Regions from separate parts of the Homo sapiens genome. Here region 2 is linked to region 1. A link is an interaction called in ENCODE POLR2A ChIA-PET data of the cell type or tissue named here. Cell type or tissue: GM12878. All regions are shown on one strand. Each heading gives the region's core, and the rest is flanking DNA. Links, peaks and the distances in the headings are about the cores only. Region 1 has its middle 49 kb from the start of LINC02977. Region 2 overlaps SUSD1 (sushi domain containing 1).

The links. Peaks named below come from ENCODE experiments on the same cell type or tissue, not always from the same donor. Only the 100,000 strongest peaks of a DNase experiment are listed, where the experiment ranks them.
Region 2: POLR2A ChIA-PET joins it to region 1 with 10 read pairs; 5 of 35 experiments call an interaction of 5 or more read pairs at or near these places.

The regions. Positions count from the first base shown.
Region 1 is chr9:111,983,177-111,999,146 of GRCh38, reverse strand. It overlaps the pseudogene RNU6-710P. Among named protein-coding and RNA genes, the nearest start is that of LINC02977, 49 kb to the left of the region's middle. RefSeq lists enhancers at 13,529-13,878, 15,209-15,308, 15,609-15,668. In GM12878, for the core only: no CTCF peak of the experiment used is centred there; DNase peaks (open chromatin) are centred at 4,196 and 6,446; H3K4me3 peaks cover 305 bases; H3K27ac peaks cover 5,132 bases.
Region 2 is chr9:112,042,203-112,058,172 of GRCh38, reverse strand. SUSD1 (sushi domain containing 1) reads left to right here. Exons shown (of 17, transcript NM_022486.5): 15 at 5,735-5,774. Among named protein-coding and RNA genes, the nearest start is that of LINC02977, 9.8 kb to the right of the region's middle. RefSeq lists enhancers at 15,542-15,611, 15,702-15,751, 15,863-15,970, 15,907-15,970. In GM12878, for the core only: no CTCF peak of the experiment used is centred there; no DNase peak of the experiment used is centred there; H3K27ac peaks cover 349 bases.

The DNA.
Region 1 (15,970 bases), core at 2,772-10,771:
TATTACTATTATCCCCATTTTTATGGATTGGGAAACTGAAGCTTTGAGGGTTGAGGTAACTTGTTCACAGTTACACAGCTGGTAAGTGGTAGAACTGGAATTCAAATCCAAACAGTCTGACTCTGATAGTTACCTTCCTAATGCTAAGCAATGCTTCTGGGCCCTCCAAGCCTACTGTTACTGCTCTGAAGCCTGCTTGAGTTAATGATGTCACCACTCACTGGTCCCCAAACTCAGTAGTCATCTTGACTAGTCTTCATTCCTCTCACATCCATTTAATGTGTTTGTTGAGGCTCTGCCACGTGCCAGGTAGTATGGGTACAATGGCAAATAAGACAGTAAAAATTCCTGCCCAAGTTAAGGCAATGAGAGTCTTCTCTGGGGTTGTACAATTTGTATTTATTTATTGAGACAGAGTCTCGCTCTGTTGCCCAGGCTGGAGTGCAGTGGCGTGATCTCAGCTCACTGCAACCTCTGCCTCTCGGGTTCAAGCAATTCTCCTGCCTCAGCCTCCCAAGCAGCTGGGATTACAGGCGCCCACCACCACCCCTGGCTAATTTTTGTGTTTTTAGTAGAGACAGGGTTTCACCATGTTGGCCAGGCTGGTTTTGAAATCCTGACCTCAAGTTATCTGCCCACCTTGGCCTCCCAAAGTGCTGGGATTACAGTGTAAAGAGCCACTGCACCCTGCTGGGGTTGTACAATTTGGAATCAGATAGGGGAAATATCAGTCTCCTTCTGGTAATGAAACAGGGAGATGCAAGACCAGGCAACCTCTTGCCGTCATGTTTCCTGTCATGTGGAGAAATTCAGAGGAAAGTAAGCCTGACATTAAGAGAAAGTTGGAAGTGAGAGATGCAGAGAGGAGCCTGGCAGCAGTGTCCAAGATGCTGTTTCCAGCTGTCCCCAGACCAGTGCACCCTGCTCTTGCTGCATTTCTGTTAACGTTTTAATAATTTCCACTTTCTGCCTAATGGTTAGAGTTGTGTTTCTGTCACTTGCAGCCAAATCATCCTTGAATGATACAGACAAAGCAAACAGGCACCCACTATCCCACCCTCAGAGATCACCCATCTTCACATCGTGGTGTATATTCTCCCAGTAGCATCGCTTAAAGCACCTGTCCGGGTCCGTCATCCTGATCATGGCCCCAATTCACAGAGAGTGACCTCCAGGTGCCATGTGAATACACTTATTCCTACTCATGTGGCCATAGTTTATTAATCCAGACATTCACTTCTGGCCCATATTGGGACTATCAGAAAAATTCCTAAAATTTTACCTTTGGACTATAAGGACACAGGGACTAGATGGGAATCAGTTCATCAGAGTTGTAGAGGGAGAAGTTCCTCAAATCCATCTGTTGAGAAGAATCCTGGCATTATTGTTCCTTATCTGATCATATCTTAAAAGTATAACACTTCCTGGCCAGGTGCGGTGGCTTACGCCTGTAATCGCATCACTTTGGGAGGCCAAAGCAGGCAGATCACAAGGTCAGGAGTTCAAGACCAGACTGACAAACATGGTGAAACCCCCATCTCCACTAAAAATACAAAAATTAGCCAGGCATGGTGGCACGCGCCTGTATCCCAGCTACTCAGGAGGCTGAGGCAGGAGAATCGTGTGAACCTGAGAGGCGGAGGTTGCAGTGAGCTGAGATTGTGCCACTGCACTCCAGCCTGGGTGACAGAGCTATACTCTGTCTCAAAAAAAAAAAAAAAAAAAGTATAACACTTCCTGCAATTTCATGAGATATTCCGCATTTTTCCAATAAATTCATTCCCTCTTTTTTCTTTAAGTTGGCTATATCAGCCTTGGTTTATCACAAACAAAAAGTTTAACTCTTAAATTCTTTCAGATTTTCTCTATCTGTGGATATGTGTGAATATATAACATGTAATGAAAATTGGACCATACTCTATAAACCATTTTGTAAGAAACTATGAACATTTTTCAAAGACAATAAATATTATTTATTATTAACAATATAATAATGTATATATGTACTATTGTTTATTTAACCTACTTCTTATTTTTGGCCATTTAGGGGGTTTAATATTTTTCTCTATTATTAAAAACTTCTACTTCTTTTTTAGGGTAGATAAATTCCTGAAAGTCACATTGCTGGGCCAAGTAAATGCAATTTGGAAGACTTTTAATTTGTATAACCAAATTATTTTAGAAAATGTGTGCCAATTTACATTGTCATTCTTGGAGAATAATAGTAATTTCCTTATACGGTCAACAACATTAGAAATTGTAATTATTTTGTATCTTTGTCAATCTAGTAAACAAAATGACACTGCTTTGTTTTAATTTGCATTTGTTTGATCATTGTGAAATGAATATTTTTTCAACCCAAATTCGTGGCTATTTGTATAATTTCATTTGTAAATTGTGTGTTTTGGTGCTTGCTTTGGCGGCACATATACAAAAATTGGAATAATACAGAGAAAATTACCGTGACTCCTGTATAAGATGACATGCAAATTTTGAAGAGTTCCATATTTTCATAAGAATGATACAATGAACTTTCGGGACTGGGGGTGAAGGTTGAATGGGGAGTGGAGGATAAAAGACTACATATTGGGTACAGTGTGCAATGCTTGGGTGATGGGTATGCTACAATCTCAAAACTCACCACTAAAGAACTTATCCATGTTACCCAAAACTACCTGTACCCCAAAAACTATTGAAATAAAAATTTAAATTAAAAAATATTTTTAAAAAATATCTGTTTTGGTCCTTTGTCCACTTTTCTGTTGGAATTTTAATTTTTTCATTTTTAATTTGTAAGAAACATAAAAATATATATATATATTCAAAATGCATTTGATATTTGAAAAATATTTGTGCTGTCACTATTTTTCCAGTTTGATATTTGTCTTTTATTTATTCTTTGTTATTGTTTTTATTGTCGCTGCTTTACAGGAGTATTTACTTTTATATGACCTTTAGTCTTATTAATATTTTCCTTTGTAGTTTCTGATTTTTATGCTATGCTTCTAAGGGCTTTTCTTTCTTTCTTTTTTTTTTTTTTTTTTTTGAGTTGGGAGTCTCGCCCTGTTGCCCAGGCTGGAGTGCCGTGGCAGGATCTTGGCTCACTGCAACCTCCGTCTCCCAGGTTCAAGCAATTTTCCTGCTTTAGCCTCCTGAGTAGCTGAGTTTACAGGTGCCTGCCATCACGCCAGGCTGATTTTTGCATTTTTAGTAGAGACGGAGTTTCACCATGTTGGCCAGGCTGGTCTCGGACTCCTAACCTCAGGTGATACGCCCCCCTCGGCCTCCCGAAGTGCTGGGATTATAGGCATGAGCCACCATGCCTGGCCTCTAAAGGTTTTTCGCATGCCAATATTATATGAATATTCACCTACATATAGGCACACCTTGTTTTGTTACACTTCACTTTATTGCGCTTCACAGATACTGCATTTTTTCCAAATTGGAGGTTTGTGGCAACCCTGCATGAAGCAAATCTCTTGGTGCCTTTTTCTTAACAGTATGTGCTCACTTTGTGTCTCTGTGTCATATTTTGATAACTCATGTGATATTTTAAACTTTTCCATCATTATGGTGATCTGTGATCGGTGATCTTTGATGTTACTATTGTCATTGTTTTGGGGTGCTATGGATCACGCCAATATAAGACAGCAAACTTTTTTTTTTTTTTTTTTTTTGAGAAGGGTTTCACTCTGTCACCCAGGCTGGAGTGCAGTGGCACAATATCGGCTCACTGTAATCTTGCTTCCCGGGTTCAGGTGATTTTCCTGCCTCAGCCTCCCGAGTAGCCAGGACTACAGGTGTATGCCACCACACACGGCTAATTTTTGTGTTTTTAGTAGAGACGGGGTTTCGCCATGTTGGCCAGGCTGGTCTCAAACTTCTGACTTCAAACGATCCACCTGCCTCGGCCTCCCAAAACTCTGGGATTACAGGCATGAGCCACTGCACCCACAAAGACAACAAACTTAATTGATAAATGCTGCGTGTGTTCTGACTGCTCCACTCACTGGCTGTTCCTTATCTGGCTTCGTCTCCTTGAGCCTCTCTATTCCCTGAGACACAATAATATTGAAATCATGTCAATGAATAACCCTACAATGGCCTCTAAGTGTTCCAGTGAAAGGAAGAGTCACATGTTTCTCACTTTCACTCAAAAACTAGAAATGATTAAGCTTAGTGAGGAAGCCAGATGAAAGCCAAGATAAGCTTTCAAAGCTAGGCTTCTCATGCCAAACAGCCAAGTTATGAATGCAAAGGAAGAGTTCTTGAAAGAAATTAAAAGAGCTACTCCAGTGAACATACAAATGATCAGAAAGCAAAACAGCCTTATTGCTGATATGGGAAAAGTTTTAATGGTCTAGATACAAGATCAAAACAGCCACAACATTCTCTGAAGCCAAAGCTTAATCCAGAGCAAGGCCCTAACTCTTTTCACTTCTATGAAGGAAGAGAGAAGTGAGGAAGCTGCAGAAGGAAAGTTTGAAGCCAGGAAAGGCTGGTTCATGAGGTTTAAGGAAAGAAGCCATCTCTATAACATAAAAGTACACAATGAAGTAGCAAGTTCTGATGTAGAAGCTACAAGTTATCCAGAGGATTTAGTTAAGATAATTGATGAAGGTGGCTACACTAAACAACAGATTTCCAATGTAGATGAAATAGCCTTCTAGTAGAAGAAGATGCCATCTAGGACTTTCATAGTTAGAAGTCAATGTCTTCCTTCAAAGCTTCAAAGGACAGGTCGACTGTCTTTTTAGGGGCAAATGCAGCTGGTAACTTTAAGTTGAAGCCAATGCTCATTTACCATTCCCAAAATCCTAGGGCCCTTAAGAATTACACTAAATCTCATGCCTGTAATCCCAGCGCTTTGGGAGGCCAAGGTGGGATGATTGCCTGAGCTCAGGAGTTTGAGACCAGCCTGGGCAACACAGTGAAACCACATCTCTACTAAAATACAAAAAAATTAGCCAGGCGTGGCGGTGTGTGCCTGTAGTCCCAGCTACTCGGGAGGCTGAGGCAGGAGAATCGCTTGAACCCGGGAGGTGGAGGTTGCAGTGACCCGAGACCACACCACTGCACTCCAGCCTGGGCAACAGAGCGAGACTCTGTCTAAAAAAAAAAAAAAAAAAATTACACTAAATCTACTCTGCTTGTGCTCTATAAATGGAACAGCAAAGCCTGAATGACAGCACATCTACTTATAGCATGGTTTACTGAATATTTTAAGCCCACTGATTCGCCTGGTACAAAGTTGTTTAACTTTTTACATGAAATATTTGTCATCCCCTCCCCACCCAACCCACTCCGCCATTTGCTTTCTCTTATAACAAAGTCCTTAGTTTAGTATTTTCCAAGGTCAAACTCTGGGTTCTCTGCCCTCTAGTCTCCACATTCTCTAAGCTTATTTTTCATTTAGGTTTCTTATAGGACTGAGTATGGGACTGCAGTTTAGCTTGAAAAGAGACAAGCTTATATTACTTGAAAGGAAAGGGCATGTATTATGAGGTTTGCAGTATAACCTGAACTTTTTGCATTTTTAGGTGGAGAAAGGGGTCAAACAGCCTTGCCACATCTGAAGAGTTGACCTATGGCCTTGTTGTAAGGTAATTTTTTTGCTTTAGGGCTGCTACAGTGAGGAGTAAAGCTTTGAAGTGTATTGGGTTAGTAGAGATCTTGGTAGAAATGGAGAACTGTGTATTAGAGATTTTCATATCAAGCAGTTTATGGTATTTGTTAACATTTTCTAAATCTTTATGTCAGTAATTACATTCTTTTGAAACTCAGGATAAATATAGTTATTTCCGTTGCTTTATTTATTTAATAATTAGGTTTGCCAGAGATTTATCTCTTTAATTGGTTTTTGTTTTCCCAAAGAAACAGCTCGAGTTGATTTATCTGTTCTATCCATTTTTGTTTCCTAATTAGTAAGCTTTCACTTTCATCTTTATCATTTTAATCTTCTTGGTTTTCTTAGGATGAATTTTGTTTAAATCCTTGTCATTAAATGTTAAACATTTTTGTTATTCTGTTTTGTAATAAAAGCATTATTAAATGACAGTATTCCATTAATATTTATAAGTTGTATTTTATAAATAATTTGCAATAGTATTTTAATTTGGTGGGGGGAGGTGTGAAGTCTTTTCTAGTTTCCAGTTGGTTGATATTAGAAATCAAGATGGAATTTTTGTAACACCTCTCAGTAATAGTAATATTTATATCCAGGAATATGGGAATGCAGAAATCATCCTTATTCAGCCACTCTATAATTTTCCCTAGAGTTTTCTGCAGAGCTATATTAAAAAACACCTCTAATCAGTCTTAGAAACATGTCTCTTTTAAAACCTAGCAGTGCTCTCTCTAACCTGGCAAAAGTTTCATATTTTTAAACCACAGCCTTGTTCCATGTGTCATGTTCTCCTGTTGGTGGTGAATCATCAACGTGTCAGTTTTGCATAGTACTGAGGTGTTCTGCCTTGCTATCTGGCTCTTGAAAGGCCCATTGAAGAATGCCTTTACCCAGCTCCCTGAAAGACGTATAATAGCCTAGGTGAGCTAGAGAAAGAACTCAGGAATGGGAATATCATGGCAGCACTGAAACTCACTTACTTATTATATACAATAACTGGAAATGTAGTTCTAAAGTGACTGCAAAAATCAAAGATTATTACTGAAGTTGGTAGTATGGGCCAGGCACAGTGGCTCACGCGTGTAATTCCAGCACTTTGGGAGGCCGAGGCAGGTGGATCACCTGAGGTCAGGAGGTCGAGACCAGCTTGGCCACATGGTGAAACCCCGTCTCTACTAAAAATACAAAAATTAGCCAGGCATGGTGGCACATGCCTTTAATCCTATTTGGGAGGCTGAGGCAGGAGAATCTCTTGAATCTGGGAGGCGGAGGTTGCAGAGAGCCAAGATCGCGATTGTGCCACTGCACCCCAGCCTGGGGAATAGAGCGAGACTCCATTTCCAGGGGAAAAAAAAAATTGATAGTATGCCAAATGTGTACAAAAATAACCTGAGTGTAAAACCTATACTTGCGGCTGGGCATGGTGGCTCACGCCTGTAATCCCAGCACTTTGGGAGGCCAAGGCGGGAGATCACGAGGTCTGGAGATTGATACCATCCTGGCCAAGACGGTGAAACCCCGTCTCTACTAAAAATACAAAAATTAACCAGGCTGGTGGCACGCCCTTGTAATCTCAGCTACTCGGGAGGCTGAGGCAGGAGAATCGCTTGAAACTGGGAGTCGGAGGTTGCAGTAAGCCAAAATGGCGCCACTGCACTCCAGCCTGGCTACAGAGTGAGACTCCGTCCAAAAAAAAAAAAAAAAAACCAAACCAACCAAACAAACGAAAAAACCTATACTTGCACTATTTTATTCTTTTTCTGTCATTATCTTCTCTGCTAACCTGTAGGCTTTATGAGGGAAGAGATTGTCTCTTTTCTTTACCATTGAGTACTCCATGTCTTACACACACTAGTTGCTCAGTAACCAATACTGAACAGTGAAGGGAAAAAAAGGTAGGCTAGTCAAAATTTTAAAAACCTTTTTCTTATTATGCAAAGAAATAAAGACAAGTACTAATAGAGTTAGAAACATTTATTTTCCAAACACTACTAAAGGTCTAAGTAATAAAACTTTAAGCTAAATAGCAGAAAATAGAAAACAAAAGGAAAAAAACAAAGCATAAGAAAAAATTCAAAACATAAAAGTAAAGACCAGAGGTCAAATTAATCAATTCTGACAATAAATGTAAATGGGTAAAATTATCCTATTAAAAGACAAATAGATTAAAATTTAAAGTTCTATTATTTATTTGCCCTTAATATCTTATAAATAAATTTTATTTACATCAAACAGGCCAGACATCTGGCATTCAAAAATACCTACAGCTATAAAGTTAGAAGCTGTGAACACAGCCAAGGAGTGTTGGAGGTGTTGAAATTTTAAAATCTTCATGAATAACACAATCATTGAAGTTACATCCAAAAAGAACAGAGAAGAGGCAATATTGAAAGTATGAGGATAGGAAAGTGTCACTGATGCATTTTTGGAAACAGTATATTCACCTAAAGGCACCTTTCAGGTGATAGCTAGCTTTGGGGCATTAGAAATTAATAATAAAAAATAAATTACCCAAAGGCACAGATGAAACATTAACAGAAGTATAAAAGTAATTTTATGTAAGGTTAAAAACCTGTTTAAAAATACTTCCAGGCCGGGCATGGTGGCTCATGCCTGTAATTCCAGCATTTTGTAAGGTTGAGGCGGGTGGATCACTTGAGCCCAGGAGTTTGAGACCAGCCTGGGCAACATGGCGAAATGCTGTCTCTACAAAAAATACAAAAAATTACCCAGGCGAGGCAGTGCACACCTGTAGTCTCACCTAACCAAGAGACTGAGGTGGGAGCATCACCTGAGCCTGAGAGATCAAGGCTGCAGCAACTATTCTGTCACCCACTCCAGCCTGGGGGACAGAGTGAGACCTTGTCTCAAAACAAAACAGAACAAAAAACCAAAAAACTTCCAAATCTATTTTTAAAAAATCCATTACACAGACATTCAGTTTAAACTTAGCATTAAAATGTGTACCCAATACTCTACCTATTTGTAAATTCATATCAACATTAATTTATAATGTAGCATTTACTGCCAGTACTAAAAGAGGTTATCAGAAACCAGCTTCCTACCAAAATCTGGACAAAATATTTTAAAGCTAGTGAAATAATTTATCACAGGCCTATTTACTAGTGAGAAAATGTGGGCTCATTCTGTATACACAACTCCCTCACAATCTTAAGGGAAATACAAGTAATGTGTTTCCTTCTACGGAAACAGTATTTAACACATTTAGCAGGAAGGAACATTTCTCTTATTTGTTTTCCTTTCTATTCTCCCTCTCCCCAAAGCTTTATTAAAGGTAAAATTGACAAATAAAACTTGCATATATTTATGGTGTACAACTTGATGTTTTGATATGTGTATATATTGTGAACTGATTAAGTCCATCTAGTTGACATATCCATCACTTCACATACTTATTTTTTGTATGAGAATTTAAAAAATTGGCCATTCGCAGTGGCTCACACCTGTAATCCCAGCACTTTGAGAGGCCAAGGTGGGCAGATCATGAGGTCAGGAGTTCGAGACCAGCTTGGCCAACATGGTGAAAACCCATCTCTACTAAAAATACAAAAATTAGCCGGGCATGGTGGCGGATGCCTATAATCCCAGCTACTCAGGAGGCTGAAGGAAGAGAATCGCTTGAACCTGGGTGGCGGAGATTTCAGTGAGCCAAGATCACGCCACTGCACTCCAGCCTGGCAACAGAGCGAGACTCCATCTCAAAAAAAAAAAAAAAATTACTCTTAGCAATTTTCAAGTAAACAATACATTATTATTAACTTTAGTCACCATGCTATACAATAGCTCTGTAGAATGTATTCATCTAGTCTAACTGAAATTTTTTCTTTTTTTTGAGATGGAGTCTTGCTCTGTCGCCAGGCTGGAGTGCAGTGGAGGAATACCGGCTGACTGCAGCCTCTACCTCCCTGGTTCAAGCGATTCTCCTGCCTCAGCCTCCTGAGTAGCTGGGACTACAGGCATGCACCACCACGCCCAGCTAATTTTTGTATTTTTAGTGGAGACTGGGTTTCACCATGTTGGCCGAGCTGGTCTCGAACTCCTGACCTTGTGATCCTCCCGCCTTGGCCTCCCAAAGTGCGGGGATTACAGGCGTGAGCCACCGCACCTGGTCAGTTTCTTCCTTCTTTTATCTTCTAGGTCAGTTACCCCTCTTCTATCTGCTTTCAATTTTAAAAAATATTACTATCATCTGAATCTACTATAATTTTCTCTTCAATTTTCTTTGTTGGTTTATGCCTTTTGAAAAACTTTCCTTAACATCATTTTAGTGTTTTTTTTTTAAAGAAGAGCAATACATTTATGCATTCAATCTGCTTTATTAATTGGAATCCCTTGCCCATGAAATATTAAAGACACCAATTATTTGGCCAGAAAAATATGATCATACATTCCCCAAAGCAAAAAATCTTCTAGGCCATATTGGCTGGCAGCAATGGAAAAGGAGAGATAAAAATAAGGATATGAGGCCAGGCGCGGTGGCTCACGCCTGTAATCCCAGCACTTTGGGAGGCCGAGGTGGGCAGATCACCTGAGGTAGGGAGTTCCAGAACAGCCTGACCAACATAGAGAAACCCTGTCTCTACTAAAAAATACAAAATTAGCCTGGCGGGCTGGCGCATGCCTGTAGTCCTAGCTATTCGGGGGGTTGAGGCAGGAGAATCGCTTGAACCTGGGAGGCAGAGGTTGCGGTGAGCCAAGATTGTGCCATTGCACTCCAGCCTGGGCAAGCGAAACTCTGTCTCAAAAAAAATAAATAAATAAATAAAATAAAAATAAGGATATGAGACATGGCAGGTTTTGCCACTTAGGCTTAACAGGCCTCAGCTGTGGCCTGAAAATAAGCTACTGTGGGTTTTGTGTGGACCAGGGGCTTCTTTTTCTCACATTCGTTTGGTACTGGTGGCTGCCAAATGGGAACTGTGAAATGTCAGGGACAGTTGGTGGCAACGGGAAAGCAGGCCTGAGCCAGATGGCCCTTCCTTCATGATCTTGTGTCACTCAGCTGCCTGAACTGGGGACCTAGTCAACCCAAGGCTGGGGTCAGTCTTTTTGCTAAACGAGAGATCTCCAGGGCTTACTGAAGAGCCTAAGAAGTCTTAGGTCCAGACTGAGGGCAGGTAGGGGCGCAGAGTAGAAAGAGGATGGAGGTAAAGAGAGGAGTGATGGATGATGGCGGTGGAGAGTTCACCTCTCTTGTGGTTGAGCGTTCAGTGGCCTGGTTAGAATTGCCGTCTCTCAAGCATACTAAAGTTTGGCATGAGCCATTCTGGGGCCAGAACTGCATGAATATTCCTGAGGGTTTCTGGCCTTCTCTTCAGAAGCTAGAAGGGTGACGCTAGGTTTGTGAAGGAGCAGGGAGAGGCCATTCTGAGCAGGGCCTCTTTCACGTGCAATGTGGGTGAGAGCTTCTGCCATGCCTTCCGTTGTGAAGGGCCTTGAGTCTCTATAGCTAAACGATTCATCATTGGCCAGGTGCAGTGGCTTACGCCTGTAATCCCAGCACTTTGGGAGGCCAAGGTGGGCTGATCACTTGAGGTCAGGAGTTCGAGACCAGCCTGGCCAACATGGCAAAACCCTGTCTCTACTAAAAATATAAAAAATTAGCCAGGCATGGTAGTACATGCCTGTAATCCCAGCTACTCAGCAGGCTGAGGCAGGAGAATCACTTGAGCCCGGGAGGCAGAGGTTGCCAGTGAGCCTAGATCGTGCCATTGCACTCCAGTCTGGGCAAAAAGAGTGAAACTCCATCTAAAAAAAAAAAAAAAGGAAAAGAAAGACAGGACAACAGAATTATGACTGAGATGGAATATTCCACTCACCAAGTGGGTGAGGGCTCTGTGCAAATTTCTCTCTCTTTTTTTTGAGACAGTCTCTCTGTCGCCCAGGCTGGAGTGCAGGGGCACAATCTTGGCTCACTGCAACCTCCACCTCCCCGGTTCAAGCGATTATCTTGCCTCAGCCTCTCGAGTCGCTGGGATTACAGGTGTCCGCTGGCTAATTTTTGTATTTTTAGTAGAGACAGGGTTTCACCGTGTTGGGCAGGCTGGTCTTGAACGCCTGACTTCAAGTGACCCACCTGCCTCGGCTTCCCAAAGTGCTGGGATTACAGGCGTGAGCCACCACACCTGGCTACATTTCTCTTACTTGTAGAAATAAATGTGACATTTTTTAACCTGAGTACAGTGCAGTAAAACTCACATCAGTTATGCTGGTTTCTAAAAACTGCCCATGTTCAGGTGTTCAGAAGGGGGAGCTCTGTGGTCTAACTTGAAGAACCCAATAGAAGGTTCCCATTGCCCCCACATAGCTCCCCTACCACCTCATCTTTGCCTGGCATTTTTGTCATTAGCATTATTCCTGTACTTCAGGTATTTCCTTAAAGAGGAAACCTTTAACCCCCATGACCTGACTGGCATGGCAGACTGCAAGGAGCTGGACCAAGAGCAGTCCTAATTAGGAGACTTTGCTCTTTGTGGTCTCTTTTCTGCATTTGGTAAAACAACCACGTCAGAGGCCAGTTTTGGCTTAACTGCCCCTCAAAGCACATGGTGTGGTGGTGTGCAGCTTCCTTCCGGGGGCCTCTGCCTCCTCTGCACCCCAGAATCTTTTCCTACCACGGAAACTGCTCCTGACCGCTATTGATCTGCATTAGCAAAAGGTGACAGAAGGCCGGGCGCCGCGGCTCATGCCTGTAATCCCAACACTTTGGGAGGCCAAGGCAGGCGGATCTCCTGAGGTCAGGAGTTTGAGACCAGCCTGGCCAACATAGTGAAGCCCCATCTCTACCAAAAATATAAGAAAAATTAGCTTGGTGTGGTGGCAGGTGCCTGTAGTCCCAGCTACTTGGGAGGTTGAGGCAGGAGAATCACTTGAACCCGGGAGGTGGAGGTTGCAATGAGCCGAGATCGCGCCACTGCACTCCAGCCTCTGCAACAGAGCCAGACTCCGTATCAAAAAAAAAAAAAAAAAAAAGTGACACAAGCACAGCGGGTCCCAAGAGTCTCACAGCCTGCCCCTGCCTCCTGACCTCTCCTCCATATTAAGGAGATGGGGAATCCTTCCCAAGTTTCCCGCTTATAATTTCTTGGATAGAGTACTCCTTTTTCAGGAAGTGGAATTGTGAGTTGCTTACTGGAAACTCCCTTCCATTAATCCTTTTTATATCCATAAGCTCAGGCCAAAAATCTCAGTATCATTCCTGATTCCTCCCTTTCTCTCACTCTCCACATTCAGGCCATCAGTGAGGTCAGTCAGTTCCATCTTCATAAGGCATCTCAAACCACAAGGACATACTTTACATAGAAAAAATAAACCTGTGTGTAGTGCATGGGGGCAATTCGCTAGCAGCTTTTCTATTGAAGAAGGCTAAAGAACACAGGAAGTGGAGGTTAAAGGTTTGACTGCGTAGGAACAAAAGTTTAGGTCTCAGGATTTTAAAACGGGGAATAAAGCTGACTTTTAAAATACACAATATTTTCCACTCTTGCTCTGCCACAAGAAAAAAACTTCTTTTTTTTTTTTTTTTGAGATGGAGTCTCACTCTGTTGCCCAGGCTGGAGTGCATTGGTGCGATCTCGGCTCATTGCAACCTCTGCTTCCCAGGTTCAAGCGATTCTCCTGCTTCAGCCTCCCGAGTAGCTGGGATTACAGGCACCCGCCACCACACCCAGCTCATTTTTGTATTTTAGTAGAGATGGGGTTTCATCATGTTGACCAGGCTGGTCTTGAACTCCTGACCTCAAGTGATCCACCCACCTCAGTCTCCCAAAGTGCTGGGATTACGGGTATAAGCCACCTCGCCCAGCCGAGAGAAAAAAAAAAAAAAACTTCCGAGAATTGATATGTGCAGTCTGCACACATATACATCCCAATTTTAGTCAAAAGGCTTGTTGCAGTCAAATCAGACTTCATACAGGCACATAAACTGGAGGGCGGAGTTCAGCCAGGTGGTATCAGTTTCAGGTGACCTGTGAGTTCCCTGGAGGCAGAGTGGTTGAGGTCATATGGTATCAAGGCTGACGGGGGGACAGGGGACTGATGGATCATGAGGACTTGTTCCTTGAGTCTGTAGCTCAGTGGTTGTTCTTCAGGACAGGGACCCTTTTAGTCAAGGCCTGGAAGGGAGTCTTTTCAGAGGAAGGAGGTGTGAATTAGGGAGACGTGGAGTGAGGGAGAGGAGTTCATTACCTCCACCAGACCATGAGCTCCCTGAGAGCTGGGCCAGAGACTGGACTCCTTTGAGGATCCAGTGAAGAGTGTTTTCTTTCTGGCACAAAGGCTGGGGTGATTCTGCGGACACAAGCAGGTGCCCTGGTATTTATTGCAAGTGCCAGATGCCAGATTCTAATTGGGATCAACATCTTCCTCACCAGCCTGAAGTTCTGCACAGATGTTGGTTTTCCTTCCCTAGAGAGGGCTCACTAATCGTTAGACCCAAAAGGAAACCCTTGTAGAGACCTCCTTCCTTCCTCCACCCCTCCACTTTATAAGAGGATGTGGCTGGCTGGGCACGGTGGCTCGCACCTGTAATCCCAGCACTTTGGGAGGCCGAGGTGGGTGGATCACCTGACGTCGGGAGTTCGAGACCAGCCTGGCCAACATGGTGAAACCCTGTCTCTACTAAAAATACAAAAATTAGCCAGGCGTGGTTGTGCATGCCTGTAATCTCAGCTACTCAGGAGGCCAAGGCAGGAGAATCACTTGAACCTGGGAAGCAGAGGTTGCAGTGAGCCGAGATCACACCACTGCTCTCCAGCCTGGGTGACAGAGTGAGAGTGAGACTCTATCACTCTGTAAAAAAAAAAAAAAAAAAAAAAAGAAGATGTGGTCATGGTGGGAGGGGTGTGTGGGGCCTCTACCACTTAGTGGCTGGGTAACTTTGGGCAAATTACCTTCCTAAGCTTGTTTTTTTTTTTTTTTTTTTTTCATTTTAAAGGTGAAAAGAATAATGTGACAAGCCTTGTAGGATTGTTATGAGCATCAAACGAGTTAATGAAGATAAAGTGTTTGATACAACAATGTCTGGTTAAACAAGGTCAATGCTCAGTACACCTTAGTTATGATTGGCACCTCCACAAGGGAGTAGGTATGGCTGAACATCTGATCCTCTGTGTCTTGGTCTGGGAAAACCCTGGATCCTGAGTAGCAAATGAGTGGGAAGAGTCCCAAGATGGTGCCAGGAAGGATGCAACAGGCAATGAACTTCCCTATCTCGCCCACCCCAATTATGACATCATCACGCTGATGGGGATTGTGTCCCCACAATGTGGCAGGAATGTACAAGGAGGAGCATCCTTAGAGGCCCAGTGCTGCTCACACCCTGCCCCTGTCTCAGCCTTCAGGGCACCCCAAGTTTGCTGTGCTCTAAGAAATGGGGAAGCACAAATTTCCAGAAAAAGCATAGCGAAGTCAACCCGAGGAGGTTGATAGAGGTTGGTGAGAATTAACTTTTGCCCAAAGAGAGACGCATGGGCTGGAAGAAAGAGAAGAGGCAATTTGTTTTGCAAATCGGGGACCTGGACCTGTCATCAAGTTTCCCACCGTCCAAAGGGGGGTTCATGGCTCATTTTCATGGGACACATGGGCTCGGGATGGGAGTGAGGAAAAGGTGACAGATACACATCTGGGTTCACACTGCTGTGGCTGCTCAGAAGGGAAGGAAAGCAGCCTCTTCTGTTTGGGGCATGGTAGGCCCAAGCCTTCTGAACTGCCCACCCAGCAGAGAAAACAGGCAGGAAGAGAAACTGAACAGAGAAGTGGAGGAGGAAGCTCACACCATGTGGTTGGTGCTGCTGTTGGTTTTACACTGCCAGAGCTAATAACCAGGTGTATTCATGAGGCTTCTGCCTTTTGATAACCTCAGACTGGGCCACATCTTCTGACTTGGCCATAAATGGGGAAAGGGCCTTACCTAAGGTCGGTACTGAGTCAGAGGTAGGACCTGGGCAGGAGGCCTTTCAGCCGTGGTGCCTGCAGGTGGAAAACCCCAGCAGCCCTTTCTCCTGCTCAACCCCCCTCTCTCTCAGGACATAGAACAAGTAGTGGTTTCTCAGTCTCCAGCCAGCTCTATGTTCCTTTCCTCCCTATGCTGCAGGTGTTCCTTTCCTCCCTCCATCACATGCTATCACCACTTGCTCTGTGTCCTGGGACAACTCTCCCCATTCAGAGCCTGATCACAGGGCAGAGGGAAATCTTCCCATCTTCCTCCTCCAGAAAACCAACACACAGACCCTCTTCTCCTTACTGATTTTATTGCTACTCACTAAAGAGAAGTAGAAAAGATCACAAAAAGCAACACATCTACGTGTTAAAAACGTAAGCAGT
Region 2 (15,970 bases), core at 3,023-11,022, 59 kb before region 1:
GATGCCCTCATTCTATTGCACTGCTGAAGTCTAAGTTGGAAAGAAACATCTAGATTCTCTGTTAACTTCCTTGTGCCCCTGCCAGGCTGCTGCTTCTCTCATTCTCCTGGGAAGCCGAAGATTAAGCACAGCACTCGGCTGTTTTTTGCTTACATCCCTTCCGCAGCTATGGCATAGGTCCCACTTTCCCTTCTACAGTCCTTAGAAAGCTCTTCCAGCAGTGGTTCTTTCCTGAGACGTGGAACTCAATATTCATTAGATAATTAGGAAACATCATGGAGCTGCATTAATCAGTCAGGGATGGAAGATCTGGAAGAACCATTGTGATGGTTGACCTAGGAGAACCCTAAGCTTGTTGTAAATTCATATGGGCCAGTAATGAAAACTAGAAGGATTATATTAATACTAATACAAGCAGCTCTTGACTGATGAATTTGAGATAAAAGTATGTTATCATCTTGAGTGTAAGGTTTATCACATATTTAAAACTGAGACACTCTATTAAATTCTGTGTGGGATGCAAATGTAATGTGTCATGAACATGCTTGCTATGAAACCAATAGTTACTTGTAAGAATGTTCAAGTATCAAAGATGTCTAGCAGCGCTTTGTGACAATAATGGAGGAATAAAGAAAGGAAAGTTAAAGCCCAGAAATATATTGCCCTGAACTTACCAAAAAGGTATTTACAGCTTAGACAAGGCCTTTTCATTAGAAAATTACTTGGGGTTTCTGACTTGGAGTTTTTAGCCATAGACAAAACACTGGCAGTACAACATGAGTGCAATTTAGAGATGGTTCAGAGATCTACTGTCCTAGATTAAGACTTTGGTTGGGGAGGGTATATTAGTCAACTTGGGCTGCTATAGTGAAATATGGTAGACTGGGTAGCTTAGGCAACAGACATTTATTTCTCACAGTCTGTGCTGGGAAGCCCAAGATCAAGGTGCCAGCTGATTCAGTTCCCCAGTGAGGACTCTCTTCCTGGCTTGTGGACAGCTGCCTTCTTACAGTGTCCTCACGTGGTGGGGATGGAGTGGGGAGGGGAGAGCTCTGATTGCTCTTCCTCTATTTATTAGGACACTTATCCCATCGTGAGGGCTCCAGGCTTATAATCTCTTCTGAATCTATTTCTCTCCCAAAGATCCTGCCTCCAAATACCATCACATTGTAGGTTAGGGCTTCGACATTTGAATTTGGGGCAGGGGTTGGGTGGTGAGCAAGGGGCATAGACATTTAATTCATAACAGAGGGAATGAAGTTGGAGGTTAGGACAAGAATTCCGGTTTATTAGCCAGGCATGGTGGTATGTACCCATAGTCCTAGCTACTTGGGAGGCTGAGGCAGGAGATTTCTTGAGCCTGGGAGGCAGATGTTGCACTGAGCTGAGATCATGCCACTGCACTCCAGCCTGGGCAACAGAGTGAGACCCTGTCTCACACACACACACACACACACACACAAAGAATTCTGGTTCATAGGAAACTTTCCTGTGATGTCATTGATACTCTCTTTCATGTAGCTGAACAGAAGAATATGTGGTTATTCTTTAGGATGTTAAAGGAGATGAAAGGGCTTTGAAAACATTTATATTTGGATCTACATATTTAAATTGCGATGACTTTCCCATGGGTTTCAACTGTATTTGTGTGACAATTACAATAAAATCAGTAGTGATTTAATTTTAATTTTTAATTGTGATAAAACATATACAATATAAAATTTACTGTCTTAACCATTTTAAAGTGTAGTTCAGTGGCATTAAGTTCATTCACATTGTTGTGCAACCAGCGTCCAAAACTCTTTTTATCTTGCAGAACAAACTTTATACCCATTAAATGACTCCCCATTCCTTCCTTCCACAGCCCTTGGCAACCAACATTCTACTTTCTGTCTTTTTTTTTTTTGAGGCAGAGTCTTGCTCTGTTGCCCAGGCTGGAGTGCAGTGGCACGATCATAGCTCACTGCAGCCTCAACCCCCGGGGCTCAAACAATACTGGTGCTTCAGCTGCCTGAGTTAACTTGGACCACAGGTGTGCACCATCATGACTGGCTAATTTTTAATTTTTATTTCTTGTAGAGATAGAGTCTCTCCATGTTGCCCAGGCTGGTTCCAAACTCCCAGGCTCAAGTGATCCTCCCACCTTGACCTCCCAAAGTGTTGGGATTACAGGCATGAGCCATCACGCCCAGCCCTACTTTCCATCTTTATGAATTTGACTACTCTAGGTACCTCATATAAGTAGGATCATTCAGTATTTTCTTTTTGTGACTGGCTTATTTCATTTAGCCTAAAGTCTTCTAGGTTCACCCATGTTGTGGCATGTGTCAGAATTTCCTTCCTTTTTAAGACTGAATAATATTCCATTATATGAGTATACCACGTTTGCTTATTCATTTATTCATGGATGAATAATGGGATATTTTCCACCTTTTGGCTATTACGAATAATGCTGCTGTGAACATTGGTATGCAAATATCTGTTTCAGCCCCTGCTTTCAGTTCTTTTGTGTATATACCTGAAGTGGAATTGCTTGATCAAATGATAATTCTATGTTTAATTTTTTGAGGAACTACCATACTGTTTTCCATAGTGCTATACCATTTTCCATTCCCACCAGCAGTGCGTAGGGCTTCCAATTTGTCCATGTCCCTGCTAACACTTACTGTTTTCTGTTTTCTTTTCTTATAATAGGCATCCTATTATAAGGTAGGGTGTGAGGTGACATCTTTTGTTTTGGAAGTGGGGGATGGGGTCTCACTTTGTTTACCAGGCTGAAGTGCAGTGGCCCAATCACAGGTCACTGCAGCCTTGACCTCCCTGGGGTCAGATGATCCTCTCACCTCAGCCACCTGAGTAGCTGGGACTACAGGTGCATGCCATCACACCCGACTAATTTTTCCATTTTTCATAGAGACAGGATTTTGCCATGTTTCCCAGGATGGTCTTGAACTCTTGGGCTCAAGCGATCCACCTGCCTTGGCTTCCCAAAGTGCTGGGATTATAGGCATGAGCCACCACTCCCAGCATGAGATGGCATCTTATTGTGGTTTTGGTTTGCATTTCCCTAATGACAAGTGATGCTGACCATGTTTTCATGGGCTAATCGGCCATTTGTGTGTCTTCTTTAGAGAAATGTCTATTTAAGTCCTTTGCTCATTTTTGAATTGGGTTGTTTTTGTTTTTGTTAAATTTTAAGAGTTCTCCATACATTCTGGATATTACTGTAATCCCTTGTGAAATACGTGATTTGCAAATATTTTCGCCCATTCTGTGGGTTGCACTTTTACTATACATAGTGTCCTTAGATGCATAAAAGCTTGAAATTTTGATGATGATCAGTCTGTCTATTTTTTCTTTTGTTGCCTGTGTCTTGTCATATCCAAGAAGTCATTGAGAAATCCGGTTTCAGGAAGCTTTTTGTTGTCTTCTAAGAGTTTTATAATTTGAGGTCTTATATTTAGGTTTTTGATCCATTTTGAGTTAATTTTTTATATGATATTAGGTAAGGGTCCATATTCATTCTTTTATATGTAGATATCCAGTTTTCCTAGTACCATTTGTTGAAAAAACTTTTTTTTTTTTTGAGACAGTGTTTCAGTTTGTCACCCAGGCTGGAGTGCAGTGGTGCAATCATGGCTCACTGCAGCCTCGACCTCCTGGGCTCAGGTGATCCTCCTGCCTCAGCCTCTCAAGTAGCTGGGACTACAGCTGTGCACCACCATGCCTGGCTAATATTTAAAAATTATTTGTAGAGATGGGGTCTCCCTGTGTTGCCCAGGCTGGTCTCAAACTCCTGGGCTTAAGCGCTTCTCCTATCTCAGCCTCCCAAAGTACTGGGATTACAGGTGTGAGCCAGTGTGCCCAGCCTGAAAAAACTGTCTTTTCCCTATTGAATGGTCTTGGCACTCTTGTTAACTATTATTTGACATATATGCAAGGGTTTATTTCTAGGTTCTCTATGCTGTTCCATTGGCCTATATGTCTGTCTTTATGTCACTACCACACTGTTTTGTTTACTGTAGTTTTGTAGTAAATTTTGAAATCAGGGAGTGTGAGTCTTCCAATGCCCCATTTTGTTTTTCCCTTTGTGTATCTGTCCCAGTAAATAGCATTGCCATGCCTCCCATTGCTAAGACAGAAACCTGTAAATAGTTCTTGTCTCTTCCTTCTTTCTTACCTTCTTATCCAGATCATCAGCAAATCATGTCAATTCTACCAACTTAATTCTGTTTAAAATCATTCTTTCCTCTCCTTTGTCTGCACTGCTCAGACTTTGTCATCTCTTGCCTGAACATCACTTTTCTACCACATCTTTCTGTCTCTTATTCTACCCGTCTCCTTGCTTCATACCACTGCCAGCATGAGTTTTATAAAATGCAAGTATGATCCAGGCATTTCAGTTTAATAAGCTCCCTTCTTCACCTGGCCCCTGCCAGTTTCTCTCCTTTGATATACTCCATTCCCCCAAATGGCCTTGCTATTTGAAGTCCCTTCCATTCTCCAGTGTCTTGAAATATGTTCTTTACTGGTTATTCTTGCACATTACCTTCCATTTCTAATATCTGCACTTAGCATCAAAGCAAATGTTAGTCACATTCAAACGCTTATGGCTATTTTAAGCTTTTCTCAGATTTTTTTTTTTTTTTTTTTTTTTTTGAGACGAAGTCTCATTCTGTTGCCCAGGCTGGAGTGCAATGGTGTGGTCTTGGCTCACTGCACCTCCGCCTCCTGGGTTCAAGTGATTCTCCTGCCTCAGCCTTCCAAGTAGCTGGGAGTACAGGCGCCCACCACCACACCTAGCTAATTTTTATATTTTCAGTAGGGATGGGGTTTCACCATGTTGGCCAGGCTGGTCTCGAACCCCTGACCTCAGGTGATCTGCTCATCTCAGCCTCCCAAAGTGCTGGGATTACAGGTGTGAGCCACTGTGCCCAGCAGCTTTTCTCAGAATTTTTAAGCTTAAATTAAAAAAAAAATTAATAAAATCCAAACCAGAATGCCCAAGGCTGTCATTTGAAAGAGACTCTCCTAATGACATTGGAAGGATCCTCCTCTAACCCTCACCGTGCAGCTTCCTCTGGGGAATATTTTCAAGTCTTATATAGAGCAAGTCCCCAGCATTTGTAACAGGTAAATAAGCATATCATAATGACAGGGGGGAAGAGATATTCATTCCACTGAATCTATAGATTTCTTCTACTATGGATGAGCTTTCATATATGTTCCTGTTGCTTTCTTCCCGGTTCATGGACACATTTTGGGTAACTGACGTTGCTAAGTGACATCTAGATAGATGAAGTATTATATACTGGGACTTCTCATAGCTTTGCCTCTAACATGCATCACTACTTCTTGCTGAACCTTCTGAACGTGTGACCTCAGAATCCTTTTCAGCATAATTCTCTAGGCGGTCCATGCCAGTTGCTCAGAGCTGGTCAGGGGAATGGTCCTTTTTGTCACTCCTGTTGTTGGCCTATCATATATGCTTTCCAAGACCTGTTGGAAACCTATAGAAGTGATCTGTAGGGTCACTTCTGTCCATGCAACCCACGCCGGTCCCTTGAACACTTAGTGATATCACAAGATATTAGAGCTAGATTGGACTTTAAAGGTCTAGTTCAGATTAAGAGATTGAAAAAGCTGAAACTCAGAGGGCTTCAGCCTCCAAACTATATTTAAACTGACACTGTGTGCCACCTAGCTAAATGCATTGCTATGTTTTCCTTTATAGGTGAGAAGACACTCCTGTGCAGTTTGGGCTCAGGTGAAAGGTAAAATTATTTTCTGCCTATGAATGCTGTCCTTATTTCTTTTCTGCAGCATCAAGTTCATATTGATGAGATCTGTTTATATAATTGTCACTGGTGACCAGAACCCAATTCATACTACTTTAAGCAAAGAGCTTCATAGCTGAAAAAAAATGGGAGGAGGGTGAGTGGATGGGAGCTTATGGAATTATACAAAGAGCTACCCCACCAAGAAGGCTCCAGGAACTGGGACTGGGGACTCAACACCGTGAGTGGGACTTTCTATTTTTCTCTTGTTTCAGTTCTCTGTTTCTAAGAGTCACTTGGCTTCGTTTTCTTCTACTGTAGGACATGTGAGAGGGAGTGATGGCAAGCTCCCGCAGCTTACCGATTTCACTGGGAAAACATAGCTTTTCAATTCGGGGAAAGATTCTTTCCTGCTAGGTTAAGTGACTGCCCATTGGATGAATCACTGTTACTAGGAGATGGGCTAGGATGATTGGCCTCCCTTGGGTTTTATGTCTCCTCATGGCTGGTTGGAGGCAGAGCAGTGTGAACAATAGGTCCACTAGGTTTGCAATGAAAGGGAGACAAAATCCCTATCAAGAAATGGGGCACAGGAAAAGATGCCGAAAAGCCAATACAAGAGCTACAACAGTCCACTACCATTCGGCTGTGTAGCTTGTGCACATACACATATAATATTAAGAAAAACTGTAATCCCAGCACTTTGGGAGGCCGAGGCAGGTGAATCACCTGAGGTTGGGAGTTCGAGACCAGCCTGACCAACATGGAGAAACCCTGTCTCTACTAAAAATACAAAATTAGCCAGGCATGGTGGCACATGCCTGTAATCTCAGCTACTCGGGAGGCTGAGGCAGGAGAATCACTTGAACCCGGGAGGCAAAGGTTGCGGTGAGCCGAGATCGCGCCATTGTACTCCAGCCTGGGCAACAAAGGCAAAACTCCATCTCAACAACAACAACAACAAAAAAAAAAAAAAAAAAAAAAAAAGAAAAGAAAAACTTCTTCCCTTAACAAAATGGAACTATCCTATGCATGATCCCACATGGAACCCTAGTGGAAGACAACTGAAAGCTGGGTCCGTTACTGCATCCAGCTCCAAGACCAGGAATCCTGGGGATAGCATCTTCCTCTTGGTCAAGTCCAGATGTGTTTCTTGTGCTCTATTTAAGTAATCTATGACTAAATGGCAAATTTAACCAATCTCAAACCATAATACATAATATGAGAGGGAAAACTGAATAGCACAATAAATACGCTCATTTAGAAAGGAGGAAAAGATAAAGCAATGTACAGTGGTCAGGGGGCCCTGTAGCAGTGATCACCTCTTGCTGGGCAGGACAAGCAAGCATCCCCTGCCCTGGCAGCAGAATGGGTCACTTGGGTGGTCAGTTTGGGTCTGCCTGATGGGACCCCTTGTCCATTTCCTCCAAAGCCTTTCCTTAGAGATGCAGTGGGAACATTTCTGCTGAGCGCTGTATAGCTTAAACCTTTGCCTTGGAAGAGTTATCCAGGCGGGGAAATTGCCTTAGGGTTTGAGCAATCACAGGTCTTTGTTTTCCAGGCTCGGGATTTCCCTGGCAGTACAGTACATTTCTTTAAAACCAACAGGCAGCCAGCCAGTGGATTTGATTCCCAGGAATTCCATTAGTTTGTAGCTAATACCAGAAATCTTGTTGAGTTTATGACCTTGGAATCTGGACCTTTTCCGTGTGGTTTGTGGGTCCTAGCAACAGGCTGTCAAGTTCTGCCCTTAGCCCACAGTATCAGTTTAACCCTTTACCTCCTCTCCCCGCCTCAGAGCAGCATAAAACAATCAACTGGCATGGTGAGGAAGTGCCAGCATAAACTTGCTTCCCTAAGGATTCCACTGGATAGCACTTTTTAATGGGGAATTTTTTATCCTGTCAGTAGAGAATACTGTGCAGGAAATATCTGGGAGGGGCCTGGGGAATTAGGCTTCCTCCATTTGTCTGCTTCTCTCCTGATCTTATTTTCATCTTTTTACCTCTGCTCAAACCAACTGCAACAAGGGTAGAGGACTTGGCTTTTCAGCAGGGTGCAAGGCGGGTTACCTGACTGTCAGCCATCTTGGATTGCTGATGACCAGGCAGTGAGGGCCCCTCTTGACAAAGATGGGTGCTGTCCTGTTTCTGTGTGCAGATGGGCCAAGTCCCTTTACTTGTAGGACTTTAATAAAGGCCACACATTCCAACATTCATAAATTTTTTTTTGCCAGTCCATCCCCTGAAGCTCTAGGATTGGGCATGGCGTTCTCACGAGGAAAAGAGATGCTTTTATCAGAATAATTAAGATGACAAAGCTTCCAGACACAAAAATAATAGCTTCCAGAATCCACTCTACTCAGCAGCTGTTTGCTATGATTGGAAGACATTCAAACTGGGTAGAAGAAATCGCCAAAGAGCTGGCTGCAGTCATTCTGCTATGATTAAATTAACAGGGAGGATTTTGCTTTGAAAATATCTAAGTGGCTTTGGCAGTGCTCTGGTTTCCCCTCAGCTTGAGAACCAATATTGAAGGAGAGTTTGAGCCTTTGAAATTAAACCACTGGAAATCTCTGGAAGATAATAGGAAAAACACTGTTCTGTGGAAATTCTGAAGGCAATTCTAGCAATACTTTTTTATGTATAACATTTACCTGTGTTGTGCACCCATCTTGGGCAGTCTACTTTTTCAAAAAAGTTTGGAGACTGCCATTTCAGAAAGTAATTTGCAGAGAACCGAGATCTAAATTAGTCCTGAAATCGTGCCAGTTCACTCGTGCCAAGGCTCAGCCCCATTCTGGCCTTTGCCCAGTGACAAATTATGCTATTTACCTTTTGCATATTGCCCCTAGAAGAGCTTTGTAAAGATGATCAGGAAACCAGCAGTCGGTTTGATGGAAGATGCAGAGGCCTGGGCTTACTTGCCTGAGTCTTCTGCTACTAATCAGCCAAGTGTCTTTGAAATAGTATTTAACTTGGCCAGTTCTCAGTCGCCCTCTCTCTGGGATCTCTGAGATGCTTTCCAGCCACAGAGTATTATGAGTCTGTGATTTCTTGAGTCACAAAGCAAGGTCATTTGATATATGTGAGATGATAATAAGCTGTAATCGGGGAACATTCTCCAGTCGTAAGCATGAAACCTCTGAGTTATTCGGGACTACTCCTTTTTCTCTTTCAGCCCACATTTAGCACCTTGGGCACGCCTCTCTGATTTTCATTTCTGTGTTCACTCCCTGAGCATAGGCCTTCCTACCTGTAGCAGGGATGACGGGCAAATCCTCCTTCCTCATCTCCCATCACAAGAGTTCAGAATTTCCCTCGTCATTCCAGCCTACACACCACCACCTGACTTGTTTCTAAACTCAGAACTGATTTTGTTTCCTCTGCTTCTGTGGTCCTCCATTATTTTTCAGTTTGGCTTCCAAGTCCTCTATTTGACACAAACATACCCTTCTAATTACATCTTTTATTCTTCTCCATTCAAACCAATGTTCCAGCTGTTTTCTGGCTATGGCCCATGCTTTCTCCTCTTAATGTCCTTGCTCATATAATTACTTGACGACTTCCATCTGGATTTCCTGATCACCCACCTGTGAATCTCTGCTTATCCCACCTGTTTTTCAAGATTAAAATCAAATGCCCTTTCTTCCCTGAAGCTTTTTAAATTTTCTCAACAGGGCAGGATCTGCCCTTCTTTGGCTATTCTGCTATATTTTAGAGCAATGGGTGTGCACTTGTTTTGTCTGTCTTCTACTACTAGATTTTACACCCTTGAAGGGCATTTGAAGAGGAGGAACAGAGCCTGGCATGCATTAGGTGTTCAATCAGAATGCACTGAATTGGGCTGAATGATTACTGAGGAAGCAGCAGTTAGTTTTATGGGAAATGAAGCATAGGAGGTGCAATACTTATCAAATAAGCCAGAGAAGACTTACATCAGGATATAAACCTAGTGTGTATGTATACATATGTATTTACTGTATATGTACATATATGTGTATATATGTACATATATACATGCACACAATCATTTTAAACCTTTATAGTTGTGATGGGAAGAATTCTAATATGGTTCCCAAATTCCTTGTCTTTGGTATACATCTACCTTCTCTCAGTTATTCATTCAAAGACTGTTCTAGGTATTGCTGTGAAGGGATTTTGGAGATGTACTTAAGCTCCCGAATAGGGAGATTATCCAGATAGGCTTGACCTAATCACAGGAGCCCTTTAAATCTGGATCTAGAGGTCAGAGATAGGGGAAGTTGGAGCTTCAAAGAATGAGATGGATTTGACATAGGGAAATTCTCCTGCAGCTTGAAGATGGAGGGGTCCACATGGCAAGGAGTGCAGCTTAACAGAAGGAGCTGAGCAAGGCCTGGCTGCAGCCAGTAAGAAAATGGGGACCCTAGTCCTATAACTGCAAGTGTCTTAGTCTGTTTTGTGTTGCTATAACAGAATACTGGAGGCTGGGTAACTTATTAAGAAAAGAGGTTTATTTAGCTCATGAGTCTGTAGGCTGGGAAGTTCAAGAGCATAGTACTGCATCTGGCCTGCTTCTGGTGAGGGCTACATGCTCACCAGAACAATGGTAGAGAAGTGGAAAAGCCAGCAGGTATATACAAAGAGATCATGTGATGACACAGGAAGCAAGAAAGAGTCTAGGAAGTTGACTCATTTTTATAACAACTAGCTCCCTGGTAATACAGCCCCTCCAGAGCAAGAACTCACTCACCTCTGAGAGAGGGCATTAATCTGTTCATGAGGGCTCCAACCCCATGACCCAAATAGTTCCCACTAGGTCCCAACTCCTGACACCACCACATTGAGGATTAAATTTCAAGTGAGTTTCAGAGGATATAAACTCAAACCATAGCAGCAAGGAACTGAATGTAGCCAATAACCTGAATGAGCTTGGAAGCAGCTTCTTCTCCAGAGCCTCCAGAAAGAAGTTCAGTCCACCTGAGACCTTGATTCTAGCCTCGTAAGGCCCTAATACGGTTTTCTTCTATGTACCCACCCAAATCTCATGTCGAATTGTAATCCCCATGTATTGAAGGAGGGGCCTGGTGGGAGATGACTGAATCATGGGAATGAATTACCCCCTTGCTGTTCTCGTGATAGAGTTCTCATGAGATTTGGTTGTTTGAACGTGTGTAGCACTTCCTCCTTTACTCTCTCTCTCTCCTGCTCTGGCCATGTGAAGACTGTGCCTGCTTCCCCTTCACCTTCTGCCTTGATGGTACATTTCTTGGGGCCTCCCTAGCCTTGCCTCCTGTACACCCTGTGGAACTGTGAGTCAATTAAACCTCTTTTCTTTTAAATTACCCAGTCTCAGGTAGTTCTTTATAGCAGTGTGAGAAGGGACTAATACAGGCCCTGAGCAGAGAACCAGCCACAATGTGCCTGAACTTACCACCCACAGAATTCTGAGCTCATAAATGGGTTAAAGCTACCTAAGTTTGTGGTGATTTGTTAAACTGCAATAAAAATGGAATATAACAGTGTTGCTAATGTATCAAGCATTAATCTTTAAATTAATCTTTAAACTTATCTTTAAATTAGTTTTCCACTTTGATTTCCTTTGCCATCTTTGGCTCTGAATGGAATTCAAGTGAGAAGACCCTAGAATAGCAAAGAGAAATTTAACACAGTAAATAGAAGTCACTGTGCTAATTATTATTTTTATTATTATTTACCATTTGGAGAACAGAATTGGTGCTTTCAGGAAGTGACCATGCCCGTGTATATTCATGAAAAAATGTCCACACCCATGGAGCGTCCTCAAGCTGTCACAAAGTCTGAGAGTAGAAATAGGGCCTTTCTAACTTCCTCTTCAGCATGTGATATTTCTATCAGGGAAGGGGTTAAAGATAAGTCCAGCAAGGCCCCATCACTCCTCCTGAGCACTAGCTCTCTTGAGGGAGCCACCATAAAGAGAATGGTGAAGTTTAGTCTTAATGGACTTACTTTCTCCAAGATTGAGTAACTGATGTGGGATATAACACATGAGTGATTCACTTGGGTTTGTAAAAAAATATTCTACAAGTGATTCAGAAGAAAAATAAACATGGTTCTCTGGCATGAGACCATGGAAAGGTAGGGTAACCAAAGGATGGTGAGGCTATAAAAAATACAATTCAAATTTGCCAGTTGTAAATTTTCTTATTAAGGAATTAATGAGGAAAGTCTCTAAAGAAGCTTGTGTGGCAACACTTGTGAGCACTCTTGATTAGATTGACTCAGATTTTTAGAGTATATATGCAAAGTAGACAAAAAGACATATAACCAGGAACTGATCTACCAGCAAGAATCATTCCTGGAGCCAAACCCAAATTGTGCTATGCAGAATAAATAAAGATCATTTTCCAATACTATGTCTAGAGTAAGGAATAGTTGTGCCCAGGTAGATCCTGCTGGTGGATGGTCAAGTGAAAGTCAGCTTCCTTAACTCCTACTTAGCTTTTGTCCTCTTCGTTTGTGAGGGGATAGTTAGAAGAAAGAAAAGAGCTTGCTACCCTACATAGGTTCAAGTCTTCCAACATGGATGTAGCGTATTCTGGCAGGTTCATACAATTTTCACATGAGATGGATAAACCATTGCAAATGATCTTCAATAAACCTTGAAGAAAATGGAGAGATGTAAGAGGACTAGAGATGAGCAAAGAACAAGGAACTTTGTACAAAGGAAGAACCACCAGAAGTGTAGATGATGGTAACTTGAAGTCAAGGCAAAGCAAGGTCTTCAAGTGATGGCTTGTGTATCCCTGGTAGAAAAAACAGCAGTTCCCGGGAGTCAGGAGCTTTAAGAGCAGATTAGGTCAGATTGCTTTCCATTTCTTCTTGCACAGAGTCAGTAATTGGTCAGGGAAATATGGCACGCATAATAACAATAATGTCCTTGTGGACAATGTGGGGACATGAGAGCTGTATGTGGGCTTAGAAACAAGCTGAATGGCTATGCACAGTTGATATCAACTCATTAACAATTATTGATGAGTTGAAATCAAACCCAAGAATATGCATGATATGGATTTCTGTCCACAGTCATCTTCAGTTCAACATATTCATCAATCAGTGATTAAAATATACAGAGGGTTAAAGTGTAGAGGAAAAAATACACAGAAAAAAACTTGATGTCAGAAGTTGGAAGGAATACTGGGTAGATCGGATGAAATGCCAGTGCAGTAAAGTACCAGCTCCCCCGTTCATCTCCAGAATTGTATTTTCTCTTAAAAACAAAACAAAACAAAACAAATCTAGTTAATTAGTCCACCAAGATGGCATTTAAAAAAATGTTTCTGAGTCATGCACAAAGATGGCATCTTAATGCCTTAATTTGCATTTTTATTACTTGTAAGAGAGCATTTGCTCAAAGTTTTATTGATCATCTGTAATCATGTTTTTCATGTGATTTACCTTTTCGTAGAATTTTCTCATTTCGCTATTGAGGTATGTCTTTATTAATCTGTAACACTCTCTGTATGTTAACTTCTTGCCCATTATTCTAGATATTTTATCCAGCTTGCCATTTGCCTTTTAATCTTGCTTATGGTAGTTTTTGGTATAAGAAGTGCATGCTTTTTAAAGTGGTTAAATCTCTCATTCTCTTAAGGTTTCTGTGTTAACGAATATGCTTAGAAATTTCTTACCCCCTTTAATATTAGGTAAATATTCACTAACATTTCCTAATCCTTTTAGGTTTCAATTTAAGTCTGTAATCCATCTGGATTTTATTTTGATATATGGTGTAAGCTCTAGTGATCAAAATTATTTGATTCTAAATGGTTAGCCAATTTTCTCAGCACTGGTTATGAAAAATTTATCATTTCCCCAATGATCTGAAACAGTATCAAAACAACAAAAACAATAATAATTAACAATAGCTAACATTTGCTTATTGCTTATTCTGTGCCAGGCACTGTTTCAACCTGTACTAACTCACTGACTTCTCCCACTACCTAGAGGTGGGTAGTATTGCTATCATTCCCATGTTATTACAGCATCCCTCAGTGTGGGGACTGAGACACAGAATGGATGAATAACTTGCACAAAGTCACACAGGCAGTGGTGGTGTTCAGATAAAGACTTGGACATCTGACTCCAGTATTCAAACTTTGAAAGTATTTGATATGCTTGGATTTGTTTCTAGGCTATTTTGTTCCAATGTATTCATTCCTATTCTAATACTGCACTGTTTTACTGTCTTGCAATTCAAGTCACTCTCCTAATATTTTTTCTTTACTAATTCTTCACTTAATCACTGTTTCTCCTTCCATTTTATAATCTAGTTTCTTGGCTGGGCATGGTGGCTCATGCCTATAATTCTAGCACTTTGGGAGGCCAAGATGGGCAGATCGCCTGAGGTCAAGAGTTCGAGACCAGCCTGGCCAACATGGTGAAGCCCTGTCTCTACTAAAATACAAAAACTAGCCGGGCGTGGTGGAGTACACCTGTAGTCCCAGCTACTAGGGAGACTGGGGCAGGAGAATCGCTTGAATCCGGGAGGTGGAGGTTGCAGTGAGCCGAGATCATGCCACTGCACTCCAGCCTGGGTGACAGAGCAAGACTCTGTCTCAAAAAATAATAATAAATAAAAATAAAATAAAACAAAATAAGTAATCTAGCTTCTTAAAGTGTCAAGGCCATTTTTCTTCTATAGACTAAAAGCAACCAAATAATATAAGCCATGTTTTCTAGAAAGGCTCTTGGCAGCATTTTTTGAGAATTAGTAACCGCCCAATGAGTTTTCCTTGCCTGCTGCCTAGACAGAGCTGATTTATCAAGACAGAGGAATTGCAATAAAGAGCTTAATTCACACAGAGCCAACTGTATGGGAGACTGGAGTTTTATTATTACTCAAATCAGTCTCCCTGAAAATTCAGGGATGGGGTTTTTAAGGATTACTTAGTGGGTAGGGGGTAGGGGATGGGGGGGTCAGTGAGTCAGAAGTGCTGATTGGTTGGGTTGGAGATGAAATCACAGAGTCGAAGCTGTCCTCTTGCACTGAGTCAATTTCTGGTTGGGGGCCACAAGATCAGATGAACCAGTTTATGGATCTGGGTGATGCCAGCCGATCCATGGAGTGCAGGGTCTGGAAAATATCTCAAGCACTGATCTTAGGTTTTACAATAGTGATGTTAGCCCTAGGAGCAATTTGAGCAGTTCAGAATCTTGCAGCTTCCAGCTGTAGGACCCCTAAACCATAATTTCTAATCTCATGGCTAATTTGTTAGTCTTGCAAAGGCAGTCTAGTCCCCAGACAGGATGGGGATTTGTTTGGGGAAAGGGCTATTATCGTCTTTGTTTCAAAGTTAAACTATAAACTGAGTTCCTCCCAAAGTTAGTTCAGCCTACGCCCAGGAATGAACAGGGGCAACTTGGAGGTTAGAAGCAAGATGGAGTCAGTCAGGTCAGATCTTTTTCACGGTTATAATTTTCTCGGTTATAATTTTTAAAAAGGCGGTTTCAAGTTCTGCAGGGCTGTTTAACACAAGGTGTATTCTATGGCTGGTTTTACTAGTGCCAGGTACTGTACTGAGTTTCCAATAGAAATGCACTCCTCTTAACCTGGCTGTAAAGACCTGAGTTGTACTTAGCCACTCCCACCTTGGTTCCTTAAGGGAATAATAATAGTACCCAATGTGAAGGCTGGTTAGAAGCCTAAATGAGTGAATATTTGTGAGGTGCTTGGAACAGTGTCTGGCACATAGTAAGTGCTAAGTAAGTGTTTGCAAATTAAAATGAAATTTTTGCTCTAATCTAGAACATGATTCTCTAAGTCAGTCACTTGGCCCACATGTGCAACTCAACTGTGAGTGTTTTTTAGTTTATAATCGGGGATCTCCCTGGAGTTGGCATGTGATGGTCCCCAAATAGAAAGTATGTCTTTCAAAGTACTTTTATCCTCTCAGTAAACCTGCTGACCTGAGCAGGGAAGTATGACCCTTGTTGAGGTATGGAGAAAATGACAGGTGACTCAACAAAGGATATTCCTTTGCTCTATCTGACCATCAGGGCTATCAGTTTTGGAAACCAAATTCAAATAATATCATAATGACTTGTCCCTCCATGCAAAAGAAAACGGCCCATAAAAATCTATCAAATGTAATTGATTGTGAGAGGACCAACAAAAAATGTAACACGTTGCATAGTATTTGTGTGCTCAACAAGATTAGCTGTTTTCTCCCTTGT